Regions from separate parts of the Mus musculus genome. Here regions 1 and 3 are each linked to region 2. A link is a loop called in an ENCODE intact Hi-C map of the cell type or tissue named here. Cell type or tissue: heart. All regions are shown on one strand.

Evidence for each region. Hi-C counts contacts between places; a loop is a spot of excess contacts. Peaks named below come from ENCODE experiments on the same cell type or tissue, not always from the same donor. Only the 100,000 strongest peaks of a DNase experiment are listed, where the experiment ranks them.
Region 1: it touches region 2 in a loop (8-fold over the local background); 12 of 42 quality-filtered maps call a loop at or near these places.
Region 3: it touches region 2 in a loop (2.3-fold over the local background); 8 of 42 quality-filtered maps call a loop at or near these places.

The regions. Positions count from the first base shown.
Region 1 is chr13:100,613,609-100,621,608 of GRCm38, forward strand. Marveld2 (MARVEL (membrane-associating) domain containing 2) reads right to left here and starts at 3,363. Exons shown (of 7, transcript NM_001038602.4): 1 at 3,318-3,363. Rad17 (RAD17 checkpoint clamp loader component) reads right to left here. Exons shown (of 17, transcript NM_001044371.2): 16 at 5,486-5,543; 17 at 3,556-4,324. The coding sequence ends at 4,036. In heart, a CTCF peak has its summit at 3,089; no DNase peak of the experiment used is centred here; H3K4me3 peaks cover 1,102 bases; H3K27ac peaks cover 834 bases; H3K27me3 peaks cover 776 bases.
Region 2 is chr13:100,489,381-100,497,380 of GRCm38, forward strand. Gtf2h2 (general transcription factor II H, polypeptide 2) reads right to left here and starts at 3,229. Exons shown (of 16, transcript NM_022011.4): 1 at 3,077-3,229; 2 at 696-784; 3 at 103-180. The coding sequence starts at 751. It overlaps Ocln (occludin), which reads right to left. Exons shown (of 9, transcript NM_001360536.1): 9 at 7,124-8,000. In heart, CTCF peaks have their summits at 3,285 (motif pointing right) and 5,198 (motif pointing left); a DNase peak (open chromatin) is centred at 3,131; H3K4me3 peaks cover 1,735 bases; H3K27ac peaks cover 1,171 bases.
Region 3 is chr13:100,121,385-100,129,384 of GRCm38, forward strand. Smn1 (survival motor neuron 1) reads left to right here and starts at 3,471. Exons shown (of 9, transcript NM_011420.2): 1 at 3,471-3,581; 2 at 5,203-5,274; 3 at 5,486-5,605; 4 at 6,421-6,621; 5 at 6,831-6,977. The coding sequence starts at 3,510. In heart, no CTCF peak of the experiment used is centred here; a DNase peak (open chromatin) is centred at 3,467; H3K4me3 peaks cover 2,199 bases; H3K27ac peaks cover 1,202 bases.

The DNA of each region.
Region 1 (8,000 bases), 120 kb after region 2:
GTTTCCCCCCAAAAAAAATTTTTTTAAATTTTTTTCAAAATACACTTTGACTAAGTCTATTGCCTTCCTTGATGAAAGCAATGACCTAAATATATATACAACATATAAAATTGGGAGTGGGGAATAAAATATGGAGTGTAAATAAATAAATAAATTTAATTAAAAAAACAAAACCCACTTGCTGATAATATACTACTAGGTTAGAAGCACACTGATTTTCACCCTTTAACTTGTTTATGCCTTTTTATTGGATAGTCAAGTAGACATATGGTACTATACTTGAAATTAGGACAAATTTAAATGCGTGCTCTTACTTTAAGGTGTTGAGGAATTTGGAAATCCTAAGGCATAATTTTACTTGTAAAATGGAGGCCCATTAGTCAACAGAGATTGTCTGAGACCCTTCCATGGATCAGACACACCAAGGTTGTACTTAAGTTCCCTGCCTTTATGGAATTTAGATCCTACTGTGGGTGGCAGGTGATGGAGAAGCAAAATGCATAATGCCCCAAGGGTCAAAGTCTTTAAGAGGAGAAAGGAGGGCCCTGCAGGCAGTGGGGTACAGCATCAGCAAGGTGAGGGAAGTCTTCGTGGAGGAAGCAACAAATATAGAAATAAAGGTGAAGGTAGAAACCAAGGGGACCTCTGGATGCTCTAGGCAAATGGAACAGCTACACCGCCTAACATGCTAAGGAAATACCCAATCAGAGAGCTCAGCAAGGAAGCAACAGAATGAGACACACAGTAGGTCCAACGCCAAATGAATCACTTAAGATCTTAAATCCACTGGCTATGAAAGGGATGTAAGAAGCCATCAAGAGGATTGGGAGTTGAGGAGTGACAGGATCTGACTTGTTTTAATAGGATCTCTTTGGATGTGGTATTCAGAGTTCAACCCAGAAGGTGAAGGCTGACATGAGGAGACTGTTGATACATGCCCCAAAGGATCATGGGAAGAGCCATGGAGACAGCAAGGCCTTACATTCTAGATGCAGGACATGTAAAATAAGTGGTCACTGAGGAATTTAAACGTAATCTAAAGTGGGAAGGGTAGCATCGAGAACCTCCACATCCCACAGGTCAGCTTCAGTAACGACCCCTGTAAGACCAATCCTCTTCAGAGTTCACCATTCCTTCCCTGTCCTAGTCCTCTACCGAATTACTTAGAAGCAGGCCCAGAGGGTCTGGAGAGATGACTCAGTGGTTAGCGACAATGGCTGCTCTTCCAGAGGACCTGGGTTCAATTCCCAGCCTCCTATGGAGGCTCGCAACCAACTGTAACTCTAGTTCCAAATGATCTAACAGGCTCTTCAGCTTCCATGAGCACTGCACACATATGGTGCACACACATGCAGGCAAAACACCCACATAAAACAAACAAACAAACAAAAATGCTAGACTTCTATCTGATCGCTTTATGGTAAATTCATTTCTCCATCCCCAGAGAATAGGAGATTTCACAAGAGTTTCAGCAGTCCCTTAGGGAATCCAAGTGGAGATGCAGCCTGTCCAGAGAGAAGAGACTGTCACCAGACCAGACACAACCACCCAACAGATCAGTGGGTTTCAGCCTTCTTAATGCTTCTATCCTTTAATACAGTTCCTCATGTTGTGGTGACCCCCCCCACCACCACCACAAAATTATTTTGTTGTTACTTCATAACTGTAATTTTGCTACCATTACGAACTATAATGTAAATATCTGTTTTCCAATGGTCTCAGGGGATCCCTGTGAGAGGGTCATGCCCTACAGGTTGGACCATTGTAATAGATGGAACACAGAGGAAAGAGTCCAGGAAGAAATTTCAGGGTCCTCTAATTAGACACCCCAAGTCTGGAGGATTAACTACGATCACCCAGAAAGGTGTGCAAGGCAAACCAGAAGCTTTCCAGATGACAACTGTCTTAGGGTTTTACTGCTGTGATAAAACACCATTAACACATAACTTAGGGAGAAATGGTTTACTTTCACTTACAATACTCAAGCCACACTGCGATACTGAGAGAACTCAGGGCAGGAACCGGGAGGCAGGGGCTAATGCAGAGGCCATGGAGGAGTGCTGCTTACTGGTTTCTCCTCTTGGCTTGCTAAGTTTGTTTTCTTATTATCCAGGACCAGCGGCAGCACCATTCATAGAGACCTGGGCCCTCGGATGTAAATCACCAATCAAGTAAATGGACCACAGGTTTGCCCGCACACAGGTCAACTCAGTGGGGGCAATTTTCTCAACTGAGGTTCGGTCTTCTAAGAGGACTGTAACTTGTGTCAAGTTGACATAAAACCTGCCGGCACAACAGCAATTATCTTTGCCCTTTTGTCTTTATCTCTTTGCTCTTTAAAAAAGACAACGTTTACATCTAACACATGCCTAAGAATGTAGAAGCAAAAACACAACAAATAAACGGAAGGAGATTTGAGGTCTTTAGGGTGTATATAGTTTGCACGGCGGCATCCCGCTGGTTAATTTAACTCCTAAAAGTATGACTCACTGTAACGGATTCAACTCATCTTCACCTGTGGAAAACCGCTCGTTTGAGTTACATCACTTTATCATTTAAATAAAACACAAAAATGTGTAGACTAGTAGAAGAGCAAACTGTGCTACCTAGCAAGGAATCTTCAGCGGTATTTGACCACATCTTAAATATACAGATAAAACCTTACAGGTTGTCCTTGAGCCCCCTGGGCTCCACCTAGCTCGGTCGCAGGTCTTTTGTTTGCTTGGAGCCAGGGAGTTAGGAATGCCACAGCTGTGGCCAGAAAAATGGTTCACTGAGCGTCACGGGGATCGAGCCTGGTCACCTTCACACACGCACAATCGCCCCTTCAGTTGCCTCTAAAGTTTTGCTGCCTCCAGAAAGTGGACTACCGCCACAGATACTTGGGGGTTTGGGGTGGGGGAGCAGCGGAGCTGCAGCCGCGAGCGGACCGACAGATACCCAGCAATCCCGCCAGGGTCCCCCATCTAGCCTCCCGGCACCGCGACTATACCCACCCGGTGCGTGTCCCGCCTTCGCTTTCTTCTCTGGAAAATCCACTCTGGCTTCCGCCCCAAGGTGGCCGTTGTCTCGGTCAGGCCAGCCGGGAAAGTGGCGAGGGCGGCGCCACCAGGCGCCCGGAAGGACGGCGGCGGTCCAGCCGGCCGCACCTGTCGCTGCAGCGAAACCCGCCCACGCCGCCCCCGGAGCCCGGCGCGCCCGCGTGCTCCCGCTTCAGCCTGGCCGCGGGAGGGAGGCGGCTCCGGGGATGTGTGCCCAGGGCGAAAGGCCCACCCCGCGGGCTCGGCGTCCCGTCGCCGCATCGCGGCCCCACTCACCTGCGCGGCCGCCGGAACAGCACGCTCTGCCGCGGGCACCGAAACTGGGACCGAGCTCCCGGGGCGTGGCCGAGCCGCAGTGCCCCGCCCGCCTGGCCACCTAGCTGAGGCCAGGAAGCAGGCATAGCATAGGTGCTACCAGCTCCTTCCCATTTTAGAACATTTGCTCTACTTGCCTTGCCTGGACCCAAGGCAGACAGTGCGCGGTAGGTAATGTTAAAGGATAAGAAGAACAAGATGAAATCCAACGTTTTTAATTTTGATATAAATTATGTAAATACTTTCCAGAAGTATCTAAAATATTCCACTGTACAACATACCAAAAATGGTATCCGAAAAGCTAGATGCAAACTGTAAGTAAGGCACAAGGTTTATTTATACTCATAATTGCATCCTAAACTGTTTTATAAATCAAATTTCCAACACCCCATAAAGTCCGTATATTCTGGATTACTCCTTCACATTTTGATATTTAGTACAACATTCATACACTTCACACCGTGACTTCTCCTCAAACCATTCACAAGACTAAATAAATACTAAGCACTGAGTACTTGAGACCTGCTTTACTTCAAGATGACAGTCGTCAGTTGCTGTGACGAATACGATAAGGAACTGAGCAATTAACAAATTGCTTGTCCTTCAGAGACGTGTTCAAGTACCACTGAATAGACTAAAATTTATCTCTCAAGGAGCAACCTGATTGGCAGGCTGTTCTCTATGTCTCCTCGCTGTCATAGTCCTCTATTATTATGTCTTCCTCTTCCTCCTCCTCTTCTTCCATGTCCACTTTGGAGGAAAAGGGCTGAGGCTGGCTGGCAGGCAGATCGCTCCCGCTGTTCTGACTCAGCGGAAGGGACCAGGTCTCTGGGTCGGCATTCTGAGCAGCCTGCGCGGGTTCACCGGGAGCTTCCTGAGCCGGCTGCCCTCCGCTGTGCGGGGACTCATCCCCACTGTCAGGGTCTATCAGCCCCAGCTCTCGGTCAGTCAGGGCTTCCATTTTCAACCTGTCAGAGTCACAGCGAAGACATCAGTGGGAACCAAACAGAAAACTCCTTGAAATTATGAACTAAGTGGTCTTTCCACTCACACACAAAAAATACAAGGCAAATGACCAACTGTGAATAAGTCCTTTCTGCTATCAAAAGTGTTACTGTCTTCAGCAGAGTTCCTATAGACTAATATTTATATGTATACATTAAAAATGAGCATAAGGGGAGAGGGTATGGGGGGGGCTTTTGGGATAGCATTGGAAATGTAAATGAAGAAAATACCTAATAAAAAAATAATATTAGTAGTCCTGAGGATAGAACCCAGAGCCTTGGGCATGCTAAACAAACACTTTCCAACTCATCTACACCTAAGCCAGTAAAAAGATTTTTTAAATCAGGAAAAAAAAATGAGCATAAGACAGAAATCTCAGGAAACACAAATGGGTCGACTTGACTGTCCAACTAAATATGAAATTTTAAAATAGAAACTAAAGCTGGGCATGGTGCTCACACCTTTAATCCCACACTCAGGAGGCAAAGGCAGGCACTGGACCTCTGAGTTTAAGCAGCCAAAACTGCATAAAGGGTCTCTGTCTCCAAAAAGGAACTAAACCAATGAACTTCGTCCAGCTGTGTGGTATGGCCTATAATATAATACACTTGGGAGGCTATGATAAGAGAAGTTTGAGTCTAGACTCCACTACATAGTGAGACCTTGTCTCAAAACAAATCTATTCTTTTTTGTATTATTTTTATTTTTTATTGTTACTTCTAAACTAGAAAAGGGTACTTTAGGGTTTTGTTTTGTTTTTTATGTCTATAGTTAGACAGCCTAGCTTGAGTTATAAGGCAGTTATAACTGCTAAGCAAGGGTGCTAGGAACCAAACTCAGGTTCTCTGGTCAGTACTCAACCAGTGAACCATCTCTTCAGTCCTAGTTCCTTTTAATTTATTTTTTAATTAACTGACTGATTACTTCTTAAGTCAGGGTCTATCTACATAGCTGTGTCTATCCTGTAAGACAGGCTGGCCTGAGCTCATAGAGTCCACCTACCTACACCTTCTGAGTGTTAGAAAGAAAGATCTGTGCCCAGCTGTTTCATACTTCGTGAGCAGTGTTGAAGTGTTGACTGACTGTAAGCTAATCATACTCAGTAGACAAGGTCATCAGCTTACCTTCCAAAGCTTCGCTTCAAAGGAAGTCTTCCAACATCTTGGATAAAAGAAATCTGAGCTGAAAAGATTTTAAGATTTACTTATTATATGTAAGTACACTGTAGCTGTCTTCAGAACCCCAGAAGAGGACATCAGATCTCATTACAGATGGTTGTGAGCCACCATGTGGTTGCTGGGAATTGGACTCAAGACCTTCAGAAGAGCAGTCAGTGCTTTTAACCGCTGAGCCATCTCTCCAGCCCTTAACAAAGTTTTAAATGCCATCATTTAAAAATGTATTTTTAGCTGGGCAGTGGTGGTGCATGCCTTTAATTCCAGCACTTAGGAGGCAGAGGCAGGCGGATTTCTGAGTTCGAGGCCAGCCCGATCTACAAAGTGAGTTCCAGGACAGCCAGGGCTACACAGAGAAACCCTATCTCAAAAAACCAAAAAAAAATTAATAAAATAAAATAAATAAATAAATAAATTGTATTTTTAGTTGACAAATTTAAACTATATATTTATGGTGTACATGACATTTTCATGTGTGTATACCTTATAGAATAGCTAGACCAACTATTAACATGTATTATACTACATGATTTTTTTGGTAAGAACACCTGAAATATAGTCTTGGGTCACCAAGATGACTCAGTGGGGGAAAGGTGATGAACTGAGTTCAATCTCCAAAACCCACTAGATAGGAGAGAATTGACTTCAGTAGTATCCACTAGATAGGAGAGAATTGACCTTAGTAGTATCCTTTGATATTCATGTGAATGTTGTGGCACACACACATGCATGTACACCCACATACACTAAATAAATAAATAACTCGGATTTTTCAAATGCATATTAATAGTAACTACCATGATGTATGAGACTTATCTCCTTCATCTAATGTTTTGTCCTCTGACTAACACCTCAGTTTCTTTACCTGGTCTCTGGTAACCAAAATTTACTATCTATGAATTTGACTTTCCTTTTCCTCATACAAGAGAGATTATGTAGTATTTTTCTCTTTGTATCTGGGCTTATTTCATTTAATTTTTTTTAAAGATTTATTTACTTATTATATGTAAGTACAATGTATATGTAAGTACAATGTATATGTAAGTACAATGTAGCTGTCCTCAGATACACCAGAAGAGGGCATCAATCTAATTACAGATGGTTGTGAGCCACCATGTGGTTGCTGGGATTTGAACTCAGGAACTCCAGAAGAGCACTCAGTGCTCTTAACCGCTGAGCCATCTCTCCAGCCCCTATTTCATTTAATTTAATATCATTAAAGTTCACACATATTTTTGCAAAACAAAGGAAATTTTTTTCTAAATAAAATATACAAATGGCCAATAAGCAAGCACCATCATTATCCTTAATGCTGACCATCATTAATCCTTAGAGGGAAGTAAACAAAGAGAGACCACTACACAGCTAAGAGAACTACTATTTTAAATTAGGAAGGCAAGTCTCCAAAAAATATAAGAATCACATATAACCCACAAATTCCACTTGGGAGTATAAAAAAATCAAAATGGAAAATAAAAAAAGCTGGTGGCGTCTGCATTCCTGTCCACCTTTAATCCCACACCTGAGAGGCAGATGCAGGAAAATCTGTGAGTTCAAAGACCCTGTATCCAAAATCCAAAAGGACAAAAAAAAAAAAAAAGGAAGAAAGCATGAAAGAATTCAATTAATCAATCAATCAAAATGAGCTCTCAGGAAAAGTCTGTGGGCTGGCAAGGTAATTAGAGGTGCCTGCCTACCAAGCCTGGTGTCCTGAGCTTGAACCCTGGGACCTACGTGGTAGGAAAGCGCCAACTCCACAAAGTTGTCCCTCACATCTCAGAACTCTAAATAAAGTAAAAATATAATTGTACCTGGGTGTGGTGGTGCACACCTTTAATTCCCACAGCCCAGGAGGCAGAGGCAGGCAGATCTCTGAGTTCTAGGCTAGTCTGGTCTGTACAGAGTTTCAGGACAGCCAGGGATACACAGAGGGACCCTGCCTCAAAAAATTAACTAACTAACTAAATGAATAAAAAATAAAAAAGTAACCGGAAAAATCTTTAAAAAAGGCATTTTTGAATTCTCATGTTTGTAACAACAGCATCTACTGGTGATATAAGCAGAGTACCCCCTGTGTCATTAGTATACACACACACACACACACACATCATTAGTGTATACACACACACACACACATAACAGAAGAATGGGGCTGGTGAGATGGTTCAGTGGGTAAGAGCACCCGACTGCTCTTCCAAAGGTCCAGAGTTCAAATCCCAGCAACCACATGGTGGCTCACAACCATCCGTAACAAGATCTGACTCCCTCTTCTGGTGTGTCTGAAGACAGCTACAATGTACTTACATATAATAATAAATAAATCTTTAAAAAAAAAAAAAAACAGAAGAATGGACATACATATGTTGAATAAGCATATGTAAGATGTAAGTAGGGCTGGGCAGACAAGCCAGTTGATAATGTGCTTGCTTTGCAAGAATGAGGACCTGAGTTCAATGCCAAGAAT
Region 2 (8,000 bases):
AGCACACAGTTAAAAAGAAATATGAAGGACGGTCACAGAGGGACAGAAAGGCTTCGAGAACCTCTTTTCCTTTTGTAACTCTTTCTCAAAAGCAGCTCATACCTTTTCCTCTTTGCCTTGAAGAGAATATCTTCTATTGTAGCTTTAAGTGATCCAGTTTCATCTTCTTTAAGAATTTCCCTGAAAGCAATATTTATTAGTTTGAAATAAGCTAAAAATACTAATCCAATAAAAAGTAAAACATACAAAGATCTGTATATGTATGTTCGCAGCAGCACAATCCATAATAACAAAAAACTGGAAGTTGATGAAAACATCTCAAATGCTGAATGAATGCACAAAATGTAGCATAAGAGTATAGAGATATTCTCCAGCAATTACAAAGGAGCACATTCAACATGAAGGAGCTGTGAAATTTACATCAAATGGGCAGGAAAGGTGATCTGTAGGTCATGACAGTGTGTACAGGTGGTGGGGACGGAATGAGTATAAAGGCACTTACTGCCCTCATTTACTGTTCTAAAAGTAGTTTATGGCAAGAGTTATACAAAACAGTAAATATTTTTCAAAAGAATTTCACTGGGTTGTCAACTGAGATATATTGAATTTTAATACACATGAAACACACTTTAATAAAACTGAAGTTAAAGAGAAAGAGACAGTATCTACAGCACGGCCAATTACATCTAACTTACCAGGTTCTCTCATAGCCTCCTTCCCACCGCTTGGTTCTCTCAGGTTCTTCATCCATGGTGCTTATAATGATATATATGCTTATTCAACTCTGTAAAAAAAAAAAAAAAATAGATCACCAATTAACCTAATTACTTAACAGTTAGGGACAAAGTTTAAAATATCAGAATGCAAGGTCATTTTATTCTTGCAGTGTATTCAGTAACTATTCTATGAAAATACAAAATTCTCAGTTGGGCAGTGGTGGCACAAGCCAGCATGGTCTACAGAGCGAGCTCTAGAGTGAGCTCCAGAGCAAGTTCCGGGACAGCCAAGGCTACACACAAAGTAACCCTCTCTCAAAGAAAAAAAAAAAGTCAGAAGATTAGAGACTAGTCCTAAGGGGCTTTTTATGAAACCTGCTACAATATAACGTTATTAATTAAATTCTGTATATTTCCCACGGAGTCATCATTTGCCTCAGAAAACTTGATCGTTTGTCTTTAAAAGGTAAAAATACCTCAGACTGGCAAATGCTTACTCAGCATCCTATCCTCCATGTGCAAGAATAGCTGTCAGCCCAGACAGTTCCTATCTGAAACCGCAGACAGGGAACTAAAGCCAGAACGTTATTCCCTGAGCCTCTCATGCTGATGCACCCTTCCCTCTTCAAGCCCAGACTGGGCTACACAATGAGACTCAAGCCCCTCAAACACCACTGTGAACATAAAAGTAAAGTTCTGCCTGGACATGGTGGAACTGATGGGAGGTGACTCGGAAATAAAAGATAAAAGACAGGTATCTGTAGAAGCAGGACTGGCTTTTTTACTCAGAAACAGGAGGGCAGAGGCAGGTGGATCTCGAGCCCAGTCTGGTCTACTAACAGAGTCTAGGACAACCAGGGCTCTGTTACACAGAGAAACTCTGTCTCGAAAACCAAAAAAGTAAAAAAATTAAAAGGATGAGCCCTTAGAAGAGGGAACAAAATACCCATGGGAGGAGTTAAAGAGACAAAGTTCGGAGCAGAGACTGAAGGAATGACCATCCAGAAACTGCCCCACCTGGGGATCCATCCCATATACAGTCACCAAACCAAGATACTATTGCAGATGCCAACAAGAGCTTGCTGACAGGAGCCTGATATAGCTGCCTCCTGAGAGGCTCTGCCAGTGCCTGCCAAATACAGAAGTGGATGCTCACAGCCATCCATTGGACAGAGCACAGGGTCCTCAATGAAGGAGCTAGAGAAAGTACCCAAGGAGCTGAAGGGGTGTGCAAGCCCCCTAGGAGGAACAACAATATGAACTAACCAGTACCCCCAGAGCTCCCAGGGACTAAACCACCAACCAAAGAGTACACATGGTGGGACTCATGGCTCTAGCTGCATAGGATGGCCTAGTTTGTCATCAATGGGAGGAGAGGCCCTTGGTCGTGTGAAGACTCTAAGCCCCAGTATAGGGGAATGTCAGGGCCAGGAAGCAGGAGTGGGTGGGTTGGTGAACAGGGGAAGGGGTAGGAAATAGGGGGTTTTCGGAGGGGAAACCAGGAAAGGGGATAACATTGGAACTGTAAATAAAAAAAAAATAATAATTTTAAAAAATAACAAAACTATGAGCCTGGCTGTGGTGGAGCACACCTTTAGTCCCAGCACTCGGAAGGCAGAAGCAGGCAGATCTCTAAAGTTCAAGGCCACCCTAGTCTACAAAGTGAGTTCCAGGACTGCCAACACTACACAGAGAAACCATCTCCAAATTAATTAATTAATTAATTAAAAATAAATAAAATTTCTGTTCAGGATGAGCAGAGTGGAATACACCTGTGATCCCAGCACACGTGTGTGCGTGTGCACACACAGTTCGCATAATATTACTTTTAAGCTTTTTAAATGTTGCTCCACCGCATCAACATTTGCTTTATATTTTACTCTTCTATTACTCTCTTAAATTCAGAGAAAATGAGAAGCAACGAGTAAACGCCGCACACTTTTTGGCTGGGTATACGGGGCCTCTTTATGATGGAGAATCCAACCGGGGAGAAGTTAGAAGTCCCCACGCCGCAGCCAGATCACCCGTTTCTTAGACTTTCCGTCATCACACCCAGCCGCCCCGGGAGATGCTCACGGTGAGCTCCTCGCGTGCACCCGCGAGCCGCAGCGCGCATGGCCACTGCGGAGGCTCTGCCTCGCCTTACCCTGCCTGGCCCGAGGTCAAGGGTGATTTACTGTCCCCCGTGTTCAGAGAGGGACAGCTCGGGGCTGCAAACTCGCTTCGGGCCACACAGACTCACGGCAAACGGCAGCCCTGCAGCGAGAACTTTCCTCAGGCGGAAGCTGCCGCGCTCCCTGCACACGCCCCCACCCCCTCCGCCCTCCAGGTCCCCCCCGAGGCCAACCCGGGCTTTGCACCTCGGTCCTCAGCTCCAGGCTTCTTCTCCTGTCCGCCTCACTCCAGCCCTCCACAGCCTCAGGACCCCGCAGGTCTCCTCGCGTAGACCCACCAGCCTCGACGAGACGACCCTCACCGGAAGTACCGGCAGTCTGAGTGCGCCGCCAAAATTCTTCCGCAGCGCGCTGGAGCCACGGGAAAAAAAAAATGTTCCGGCGGCAGAGGGCAGCTGCTGCCAGAAGAGGGAGCTAGGGAGCAAGTGGTGCCCAAGAGCGTAACTGCCTTCCAGTTCACCAATATTTCTGCTGTGGGGTGCATTTCTATAGACCAAACAGCTAAAACTACAAGTTCTGGATACGTTATACATGCGTTTAGGGAGGTTTTTTTTTGTCCGTGGGTTTTGTTTTGTTGGGTTTTGTTTAGTATCTGGATGTTTTTGCCTGCGTGCATGTCTGTGCACCATGTTCGTGCCTAGTTGGGGCAGGGGACGGAAGATGGCATCTGATCCCCTGGAACTGAAGTTACAGATGTTTGCTATCTGCCATGTGGATGATGGAAATCAAATCCGGACCCTCTGGAATAGCAACAAGTGCTCTTAACTGCATAGCCATAGCCCCACCTGCCGCCCCACCCCCACGAGCGCCAAGCATGCTCTTTAACCCAAAAATAAGAGGATTCCCCCAATAAAATAAAAATACATCTAAGCATATTTGTGAATAGAAGTAAGACACATTCGAACTTTTCCCACTCATAACTTTGGCTCTGTAAAATAGTCTTAGAAACTAAGACTGAGCTAGGAAGACGAAGGGCACCATTCTCTGACTTTTTTTTTTAAAAAACAATTTTCCTGCTAAGTCACTCACTCTCTTCTGTAGTTCTCTTGAACACAAGGAATGGCAAGACTGATCTGTAAACATCCTTATGACGTGGAACCGAGACTACTCCCAAGCAAAGAGCAAGCCTGGCAGGACAGATCACCTCCCACATGAGGGCAACTACGTATGGTGGGGAGGCTGAAAGCTGGCGCTGGGGTAACTACCTCGCCATAAACAGTCTGCCTCGGAGTAATGACATCACTAGCAAGGTCTCCAGAAACCCTTGCGAAACAAGGCCTTTGTTGGCATAAGTGATCAGACCCATGCCTTGACCAGATCACCTGACCAGACCACAGGCTCTGTCATCTATGCACACCACAAGCCCCTCCCATTTCCCTTTTCTATAAAATGTCAAAGTTCATCTCAGCCCCTCGAAGACAGACTTGGTATATGCAAACCCCTTTATCTGTTTTTCTCATCATGGCCACCTTAATAAAACCCTTTTCTCTGTCATTCATCATTACGTGTCTCTTTGGCAAACTGAGACGCGTGGCCAGACAAGTCTGCTAGGACTGCTGGAACAGGGGGTTTTTATTAAAACTTTGTTAACAGGGTACCAAAGCAAAACAAAATGTGCACAGAAATCATGGTAGTCTCAGTATAACTATGACTAATATTCCAATCACATATAAAGTAACAATAAAATTATCTTACCTAGTGAAATACCTTTTCAAGCTGTGAAACTAAGAACAACCGTAAAGAAAGAATTGAATAAAACCTGGGTGTGGTGGTACATACCGATTATACCAGAACTAGGGAGATTGAAGCAGGATTACAAGCCCAAGACTGGCCTGGGCTGTATTATAAGACCTCGTGTAAGTCCCTCTCTATTCCTCTCTCTTTCCCTCTCCCTCCCTGAGTGTGGTGTGTGTGTGTCCATAGCTGGCTGGCACAATGAAGTTAGAAAATCTGGGAACAGCTTGGGTAGTGTAACTGAAATACAAAAAGCGTTTAATTTGAAAGGCTGCAAGAAAGTGAGCCTTAACAACCCAATACTTTTTTGTTTTGTTTTTTGTTTGGTGTACACGGGGTTTCTTTGTGTAGTCCTGGCAATCCTAGAACTAGCTCTGTAAATTAGACTGGCCTTGAACTCACAGAGATTTGCCAACCTTAGCCTCTGTTAGGGTTAAAAAAGATTTAATTAGGGCTGGTGAGATAGCTCCGTGATTAAAAGCACTGGCTGCTCTTCCAGAGATCCTGAGTTCAATTCCCAGCAACCACATGGTGGCTCACAACCATCTGTAGTGGGATCGGACGCCCTCTTCAGGCAGGCGGATGTATATGCAGCAGAGCACACAGACATTAAATAAAAATTTTAAAAAAGACCTAGTTAAGCAGGTGGTGTGGTGGCGTGTGCCTTTAATCCCACCACTCGGGAGGCAGAGGCAGGCGGGTTTCTGAGTTCGAGGCCAGCCTGGTCTACAAAGTGAGTTCCAGGACAGCCAGGGCTACACAGAGAAACCCTGTCTCGAAAAAAAAAAAATTAGTTATGCATACTCTATCTGCATGTACACCTGCATGCCAGAAGAGAGCATTAGATCCCATTATGGATCCACCATGTGGTTGCTGGGAATTAAACTCAGGACTTCTGGAAGAGCAGCCAGAGTTCTTAACCACTGAGTCACCTCTTCCGCCCTCATCCAAATGCCTCTAAGTTGAAACCAAATAATAGAGCAAAATACTCGTTTTAAATTTCTATGACTAGGGTGTAGACAAGTGTGAGACCTGGGTTTCGTCCCCAGCACCACACACACATATGAAGTGGAAACTTAAGGGTTCTTTGGAAAGTCAGTTATGTTGGATGGCATTTTGCTGGGGCAAACACATGATGGAGTGTTTTCCTAAAGCAGACAGGTAAAGGAACCTTTCACTGAAGCAGACACGAGAGAGAAGATGCTCTGCTAAAGCAAGCGCATGAAAGGACACATGGTAAAGGAGTCTTTGCTAACGACACGCATGTATTGGTCTGCCTTTACACTGCGTAGTTGAGCTCCTTTTGTTGGGACTCCATAGAGAGAAACGCACGAAGAGACTTCTGGTGGTGTTCTGTGGCTTGTTGCTTCTGCTGACCCAGGCCAATTGGCAGAGTGATGGCAGCTGAGACAAGACTCATGTGAAGTTTCGCTAAGTCAGACTCATGTGCTGAGGCCAGACCCATGGAGAACATGTGATGTTTGCAGGGAGTATAAATAGGACTCAACAGACAATGACAGAGGTGGGGCTTGGCTTGCTGGTACAGCCCGCTGTGCGATGCTTGTTTATCTCCACACTTCCCGAGAGAGGCACAGCCCAGAACTTCTTCTGAATGTCCTTCCTGGTCCCTCCTGCTGACTTGTACCAATTCATCTCAGGCCTGGCCATCCCTGCTAGGTCATGCCACTGCTGCTGCTATCCCAACACTACTGTACTGAACTGCTGGTATACCCAAGAAGTGTTGGCAAGTGAAGAATTCCCATACACCAAGGGGAATCAGCCTTCTGCTCTGGTCATTCTTGACTCTTTCAGGTCTTTACAGATTCTTCAGATTTCAGATGAAGCTTTTCATATTAATATAAAGTACTTCAAATACATTCAAAACTAAAACAAGATACTTAGACTAGACAGAGCAACCCTACATGACACAGTATATCACTTAGCAGTCAGTACCCTACATGACACAGTGTATCACTTAGCACTCAGTACTCTACATCACCCAGTGCATCACTTAGCAGTCAGTGCCCTACATCACACAGGGTGTAACTTAGCACTCAGTACCCTACATGACACAGTGCATCACTTAGCAGTCAGTGCCCTACATCACACAGTGTATCACTTAGCACTCAGTACCCTACATGACACAGTGCATCACTTAGCAGTCAGTGCCCTACATCACACAGTGTATCACTTAGCACTCAGTACCCTACATGACACAGTGCATCACTTAGCAGTCAGTGCCCTACACTACACAATGTTTCACTTAGCAGTCAGTCTAGGATGGAAAAATAAAGATTTCCTCGTCCAAAGGATCAAGATCGCACCTCCATCTAAACTCACTAGTATGTGGCTGAGGCAGATAACATACCAGAGCACTACTTTCCTTATCCATAAAATGAGAACAAGCAACAGTCCCATGCTAAGAGGCTGTTATGAGAACTGAACGAGGTATCCTGTATATCTGTATATACAATGTTAACTGCAAACAGTGGACTAGTATTTACTGTAAATACTAGACTTTATTTCAAAAATATAAAGCACACACAACAAAACATCATTGCCTTTCCTGGGGGAGGGGTTAGTTCATGTATGTTTATTCTAATGTTTTCAGCTTTTCAAAATGGAAACCTTGATCTTACCAACTTACAATAACACACACACGTGCGCATCATTTAATGCAGGGAACTTCATAAGAAGGGTTATGTTTTCACATAACTATTGAAAAAAAAAGCATGTAAAGAATAGTTTTACTAACAGAACGTAGGTATGAAAACCAAAAACCATAGGTCAGAATGTAAAACGCCTCTAAGGTTTAATCTAGCCCCTATTTTACATTAAGAAACTGCCTGAACAGACCGATGGACACACCCTGGTACTGGCTTCAGGCCTGCAGTGGTAGCACCACGTTGGAAAAGAATTATTTCTTTTACTCTTCCAACATCTAATTTTATGGCACAGTTTTATAATTCCTGCCACTTCATTTTCTTCATCTAACAGAACAGACCTGCTTTGTGAGGACACTAGCAAATTGGCTTCATAAACTACGGAGGAGCCAGGCCTGGAGGAGAACCTCTAATCTACCTGCCACCCGGGGAGTGGGAGGCAGGAGGACTGCAAATTTGAAGTCTGCCATCTTGAGCTACCTAGTGAAACCCTGTCTAAATCAAAACAAAACAACAGAAAAGAACAATGATTTCCAAGAGGGAGACGTTAATTAACATAATGACCAGTTAAGGAGCTCCAAACAGTCTTTCCTACTCGATGTCAATCCAAAAGGGACGAAAATACTTTTTTGTACTATGTTCAGCATGTAGAAAATAAAATTTTTCTTTAATTTGAAAAAAAAATTGACCCAGTATTATACAAAAACATTATT
Region 3 (8,000 bases), 370 kb before region 2:
GTCCCATAGGTTTTGGGTACGTTGTGGCTTCATTTTCATTAAACTCTAAAAAGTCTTTAATTTCTTTCTTTATTCCTTCCTTGACCAAGGTATCATTGAGAAGAGTGTTGTTCAGTTTCCACGTGAATGTTGGCTTTCCATTATTTATGTTGTTATTGAAGATCAGTCTTAGGCCATGGTGGTCTGATAGGATACATGGGACAATTTCAATATTTTTGTATCTGTTGAGGCCTGTTTTGTGACCAATTATATGGTCAAATTTGGAGAAGGTCCCGTGAAGTGCTGAGAAGAAGGTATATCCTTTTGTTTTAGGATAAAATGTTCTGTAGATATCTGTCAGGTCCATTCGTTTCATAACTTCTGTTAGTTTCACTGTGTCCCTGTTTAGTTTCTGTTTCCACGATCTGTCCATTGATGAAAGTGGTGTGTTGAAGTCTCCCACCTTTATTGTGTCAGATGCAACGTGTGCTTTGAGCTTTACTAAAGTGTCTTTAATGAATGTGGCTGCCCTTGCATTTGGAGCGTAGATATTCAGAATTGAGAGTTCCTCTTGGAGGATTTTATCTTTGATGAGTATGAAGTGTCCCTCCTTGTCCTTTTTGATAACTTTGGGTTGGAAGTCGATTTTATCAGATATTAAAATGGCTACTCCAGCTTGTTTCTTCAGACCATTTGCTTGGAAAATTGTTTTCCAGCCTTTCACTCTGAGGTAGTGTCTGTCTTTTTCCCTGAGATGGGTTTCCTGTAAGCAGCAGAATGTTGGGTCTTGTTTGTGTAGCCAGTCTGTTAGTCTATGTCTTTTTATTGGGGAGTTGAGACCATTGATATTAAGAGATATTAAGGAAAAGTAATTGTTGCTTCCTGTTATTTTTGTTGTTAAAGTTGGTGTTCTGTTCTTGTGGCTGTCTTCTTTTAGTTTTGTTGAGGGATTATCTTCTTGTTTTTTCTAGGGCGTGGTTCCCGTCCTTGTATTGGTTTTTTTCTGTTATTATCCTTTGAAGGGCTGGATTCGTGGAGAGATAATGGGTGAATTTAGTTTTGTCGTGGAATACTTTGGTTTCTCCATCTATGGTAATTGAGAGTTTGGCTGGGTATAGTAGTCTGGGCTGGAATTTGTGTTCTCTTAGTGTCTGTATAACATCTGTCCAGGCTCTTCTGGCTTTCATTGTCTCTGGTGAAAAATCTAGTGTAATTCTGATAGGGTTGCCTTTATATGTTACTTGACCTTTTTCCCTTACTGCTTTTAGTATTCTATCTTTATTTAGTGCATTTGATGTTCTGATTATTATGTGTCGGGAGGAATTTCTTTTCTGGTCCAGTCTATTTGGAGTTCTGTAGGCTTCTTGTATGTTCATGGTCATCTCTTTCTTTAGATTTGGGAAGTTTTCTTCAATAATTTTGTTGAAGATGTTTGCTGGTCCTTTGAGTTGAAAATCTTCATTCTCATCCACTCCTATTATCCGTAGGTTTGGTCTTCTCATTGTGTCCTGGATTTCCTGGATGTTTTGAGTTAAGATCTTTTTGCATTTTCCATTTTCTTTGATTGTTGTGCCGATGTTCTCTATGGAATCTTCTGCACCTGAGATTCTCTCTTCCATCTCTTGTATTCTGTTGCTGATGCTGGCATCTATGGTTCCAGATTTCTTTCCTAGGGTTTCTATCTTCAGCGTTGCCTCACTTTGGGTTTTCTTTATTGTGTCTACTTCCCTTTTTAGGTCTAGTATGGTTTTGTTCATTTCTATCACCTGTTTGGATGTGTTTTCCGGTTTTTCTATAAGGACTTCTACCTGTTTGGTTGTGTTTTCCTGTTTTTCTTTAAGGACTTGTAACTCTTTAGCAGTGTTCTCCTGTATTTCTTTAAGTGAGTTATTAAATTCCTTCTTTATGTCCTCTACCATCATCATGTGAAATGCTTTTAAATCCAGGTCTACCTTTTCAGGTGTGTTAGGATGCCCTGGACTGGGCGAAGTGGGAGTGCTGGGTTCTGATGATGGTGAGTGGTCTTGGTTCCTGTTAGTAGGATTCTTACGTTTACCTTTCGCCATCTGGCTATCTCTGGAGTTAGTTGTTATAGTTGTCTTTGTTTAGAGATTGTTCCTCTGTTGATTTTGTTACCCTCTACTAGCAGACGTGGGAGACTAGCTCTCTCCTCTGAGTTTCAGTGGTCAGAGCAGTCTCTGCAGGCAAGCTCTCCTCTTTTAGGGAAGGTGCACAGTTATCTGGTGTTTGGACCTCCTCCTGGCTGAAGATGAAGGCCCAAAACAGGATCTTTCCCAGAAGCTGTGTTGCTTTGGCCAGGAAGGTGGCCGGTTTTCTGGAGCCGAAGATGTCACCGCCTCCTCATTTTTTTAAATTGCAGGTTTTTGTGGTTTTGAGACATTGTTTCAGTGTTCTGTTGGGTAAATATCCCCTAATTTAGCTAAGGCACTCTGCCTTTTACCAGCTCAGTAGGATGTGTTTCCCAGATACTCTGTCCATGTCCGCAGCTGGGAACATTCTCTTAACAAACGATCTACACCCACATCACTATCAGTGTGCCCCTGGTCCAATTTTATTTTGTTAAATCCTGGAACACAAGAACCCACAAATCTCACTGGGCGCTTTTGGGATGCCCTATTGTCTATGCCCTATTCCAAGATCCCCTAAATTGTAGAAAACAGTGGGTTTTGCCAGGCTGTGCCCTGCCCTGGGAGAGTCCATCATAGTTTGAGACAGGGGCTCGCTGCAAACCTCTGACTGGCCTGGAACTTCGTATGTAGACCAGGCTGGCCCCAACTCATACCTGCTTGCCTCTGGAAACTCCACCCTACAAGCAGCTTCTGACTCCATCTTGAGGGAGGTGACTGAAACCTCTGGGTACACCAGAAATAGCACCATCTGCCAGGACTTATCTAGTTTTTTGTTTGTTTTCTACAGGCTGATAGGTGGCTTATTCCTGAGTCAATCTGTAAATTTATTGGGATAAATCAAAACTATGGTGGCACATGGGATATCGAAATTCTATCAGGAAAATCAGACTCAGGAATTTACCAGATATGCCAGATGAAGGAAATGGTCGACTCCCCTTACCTCAACCTTGGGCCCATTACAAAACAGACACCTAACACTGCAAAAGGCCCGATACCAACCCATCGTCTAATAATTGGTGTGTGCATCAAGAACCAGCAAACACAGGATGCCCTTATTGTGAAGGTTCATCCCAAACTCGGGAAGCTGAGGTAGCAAAGGCCAGCCTAGGCTATATAGCGAGGCTGACTTGAAAAATGAAAAGAAAAGGGCTGGAGGGAGGAAAATAAATTGGAAGAAAACAGAGGGAAAGGTTAAAAAAAAAAAAAAGAACTAGAAGACAGGTGGAGGGGAGAAAGAGAAAAGACAGATGTGGGAGGAGTGAGTTGGAAGCGTGTAGGAGGTCTCTGGCTGCCTCCGGGCCACCGTACTCTTCCGGTCCCAGAAGCCCCATGACGGAAGTCGTCATTGAGTGAGCCCGGCAGCGTCCGTGGTAGCAGGCCATGGCGATGGGCAGTGGCGGAGCGGGCTCCGAGCAGGAAGATACGGTGCTGTTCCGGCGTGGCACCGGCCAGGTGAGGTCGCGGCTCGGCGCTAGCACTCGGAGCGCTGCCCGAGACCGAGGCGGTGCGAGCTCGGGCCACATCCGCAGGCGGCTCCTGGTGCAGCTCGGGCGCCGGCGAGGCTGTGAGCCACGCTTTGGTCCTGTGTGACTGTGAGGGGATGTGCAGGAACGGGGACAGGCTGGCTGAAGCAAGGCAACCAGATAGGAGCCATTGGAAAGCTCCAGATTTAGGTCAGGATGAAGATGTTCACAGGGACTTTAGACTAAAATGCTGGTTTTCTGGATCCAGTTTTGTAACCGGAAAGACCAAGTGTTGCAAACAACAGTTGATAAAGTTTGAGAGAGAGGGATAACTAAAGTTGCCCGGAGTAGTTGAAAGTTGCTATTGACTGCATTGCATTCAAATGTATACGACAGCAGATCCGAGGCAGGGTTGGTGGTGCACGCATAATTACATGCACAAACACTTGGGAGATGGGGGCCGGAGGGTCGGGAGTTCAAGATCCTCGGTTACAGCGTGAATTCCGGACCAGCCTAAATTACAGGGAGACTGTAGAAGTAAGATAAACACTGGTAAGTACGAGGGCAAATCAGAGCCAAGTTGGTGGACTGTGCATGTGATCAGTCCCAGCTCCTGAGGCAGGAATGTGAAGTTGAGTCTAGCCTGGGAAACAACATACTCCATCTAACGAAGTTTAAAACATTAGGACCTCGGTCGTCTTATGGTATGGCAACTGATTTCTGCTTGGGGCTTGGGGTGGGAGAAGAGAATTCTGGGCAGCTTTGGGCAGTGCTGCATTTCCTTCTTTGGGGGACAGCCCAGCAATTCCTATTCTGAATAAAGCTTTGCCCTTTGTCCTCAGGGGAGCCCTGGCGGTCTGGTTCTCTCCTTAAAACCACAAGGTTCCTGTGCTAATTTGTCATCGTGGTAACTTCTTCATGCCCAGGGTGATGGGTCATGTTTACAATCTCAGGGGTAATCTTATTGATTGCAGCTTCTTTCTTGTTGCTGTTTTGTTGTTTTGAGACAGGTCTCACAGGGTAGCCTTAGGAGACTTGGAACTCTCCATGTAAGCCAGGCTGGCATCAAACTCAAGGAGATTGCCCCGTCTCAGCCCCCCCTCCCGCCCCCATTTGAATCAGGGACACATTCCATAACCTAAATTGGCCTGGAATTCAATATGCTAGACTGGCCTGGAGCTCTTGGCAACCCTACTGTCTCCAGCTCCGGGATATTGGGATTGTAGATTATAGATATGAGCCATTTTAATTTGTAGTTCATGGTTTTGTTTTTGTTTGTTGGTGTGCTTGTTTGTTTGTTGGGATAGAGTTTTATGTTGTAGTCTATGCTGTCTGGGAACCCACTATAGCCCAGACCAGTTTTGCCTTGGCAGTCCTCTGCTTCTACTGAGTACATTGAGGCTTTCTTAGGTGCTAGGATCTCTGTGTTCGTGCGTGGTGACTTTCTAGAAATGTATCTGCCTGTAACACACACTCTGAGTGTCTGGGCTGTAGGCATTGCTGGGGGTTGATCTAGGGACTTTGAGCTACTTCCCCAGTACTTCCTATTATCTGTTTTTTATTAAGCACATCTATCTATAACTTATTTTTTATTTTTTCTCCCTCTTCAGAGTGATGATTCTGACATTTGGGATGATACAGCATTGATAAAAGCTTATGATAAAGCTGTGGCTTCCTTTAAGGTATGAAATGGTTAATCATTTTTTTCCTTATTTCCTCAGGTCATACATTTTGTAAAGAAAGAGAGAGAAGAAAAATAAACTTGAGCACATTGAGGCTTTCTTAGGTGGTGGGACCTGTTATGTTAGAAAGTAGTGACTTTTTAAAAATATATCCCTCCATGACACATAGATCTTATTTATTTATTTATTTATTTATTTACTGTTTTCATAGCATGCTCTAAAGAACGGTGACATTTGTGAAACTCCAGATAAGCCAAAAGGCACAGCCAGAAGAAAACCTGCCAAGAAGAATAAAAGCCAAAAGAAGAATGCCACAACTCCCTTGAAACAGGTGATAGATTGATTTAACCAGGGTCCTGCCCGGCCTGAGGGGCGGCATGCTGCTTCTGTTTGGAGTGTCCCAGAGCTGTGGATGAATTAGCAAACGCACACATACACACACAGGCGTGTGCGCACACACATGTGCAGGCTGGGCATTAAAACCAGAGCTCTCTGCATTCTGAGTATGTGCTGTGTAGCTGATATGCAACTCAACCCCCCCCCCCCCCCCACACACACACACAAGTTCAACAATTATAAAAATTACTAGGGTAACTCAAAACTTGTGGTAACTGGGTCTGCTATTGAAAGCAGAAGACCTGGGGGTATAGTGTACCAGCAAAGTACCTGGCTGGTTACAGGCCCAGCCTGTGTGCCTGTGTGTCCCTGACCAGACCCACATTGAGTCAGCACAAAACCCTATAGACTAGAGGTCTCATTCTCTCCTCTCTTCTTTTCTCTCTCTCTCTCTCTCTCTCTCTCTCTCTCTCTGAGTTTTTTTGTAAAGTGAATAGTTTGATGCCTCCTTCCATTCATTATTTCCAAAGGGAAAGGGTGTCTACATTTGGTGAACACTTGCTTTTCTTTGACTAAGAACACTGGATTTGTCATACACGTTTGGTCTCTTTTGTTCTTAATGACACGTTTCGGTGGTGGAATACATTATAGCCATTCATCAGGCCGGGAAAAGGAGATGCAGGTGACTAAGAACAGTGTTTATAATGAAGTGAATGGGAGGACTGGAATTACACTTGGAGAACTGGGTTATGGTTTGTTCTTTTCAGAAGAAGGAATGTTGCGTGTCCATAACTTTCTTTTCTTTTGTAGTGGAAAGTTGGTGACAAGTGTTCTGCTGTTTGGTCAGAAGACGGCTGCATTTACCCAGCTACTATTACGTCCATTGACTTTAAGAGAGAAACCTGTGTCGTGGTTTATACTGGATATGGAAACAGAGAGGAGCAAAACTTATCTGACCTACTTTCCCCGACCTGTGAAGTAGCTAATAGTACAGAACAGAACACTCAGGAGGTGAGGCCCCGAAAGATGTCCATTCCTGAAAGTGGACACTAAGTAAGGAAAAAGCATTAGAATCAGTTGTCACGTTGACGCACGAAGGCGTTGAATGACATTCTCATTCTCTCTGGTTCTCCTTTTGCTGGAACGCAAGGTCGGGGCCATAGGAATGCTTGTCGGTGCCCTGCCTTTGCATAATACAATGTTTCCTTTTCTTTTTAAAGAATGAAAGTCAAGTTTCCACAGACGACAGTGAACACTCCTCCAGATCGCTCAGAAGTAAAGCACACAGCAAGTCCAAAGCTGCTCCGTGGACCTCATTTCTTCCTCCACCACCCCCAATGCCAGGGTCAGGATTAGGACCAGGAAAGGTAAATGTTCTGTTGAGAAAAATATATATGTAGGCAGGAATGAGTGTGGGGAGCCTAACTCTTCATTGAGTAATGGATAGCTTTCCTGTGAACCAGGAGCTTCCGGGCCTGCGTCTGGAAAGAGGAAACGCACAGTGAAGTAAGAGGCTCCCTGCACTGCCATGGCTGGCTGGCATGTAACTGGTACACTTTCCTTTTTACAGACTTTTATGACACTATAGTGTGTGCATGAGGACCACACAGAGGAAGGAAAGAGCTGCTCTTATAAGCTGGCTTCTGACTTCCACACATCCTCGTTCCTCCATCTATAAATGATGGGGGATTACAGGAATGTGCCAGCCACCACACCTTGTTTATCCCAGAGCATAGTACAGGGTTAAAGTGTGAACACTTTGTATGGCTCTTTTGGTTGTAAGTAGTAGAAGTCAACTTAAGAAGAATTGTATTATAAGCTAGGTTATGGCTAGAAGAACCTTAACTAGCTTGTTGTGTTTTGTTGTTTGTTTTGTACTAAGTAGCAGTATTTTCCCTTAGAGGGCATGGTATTTAGATAATTCGTGCATGTTTGTGTGTGTGCGCGTGCATATGTGTGCTGTATGTGGGAAGGAACTAGTGCCAGTGGCAGCCAGAGGTCTACACTGAGCATCTTCCTCAATCACTCTCTACCTTATTTTCTGGGGCAGATCGTGTCAGTGAACGTGGAGCTTGCTGGTTCAGCCAGCCTGGCCTGCCAGAGCCCCAGGGATCCTGTCTCCATCTCCCCAGTGCTAGGGCTAAGAATATGTTCTGCCTTGCCTTGTTGCTATGTGGGTGCTGGGGACCCAAGCTCAGGCCTCTCTTTTCACCCCTAGATAGTAATTTGTAAAAATTAAGTATAGCACCTCTTCAGGCTTTCTCTGAGAAGTGAGTAGAGTAGAAGTGAGCACTGGAGATACGGCGAGGAGAGGATTACTGAGTTTGGGACCAGCCTGGCCTCCATAGAGACAGTTTTGAAAAAAAAAAAAAAAAAGACAAAACTAAAAC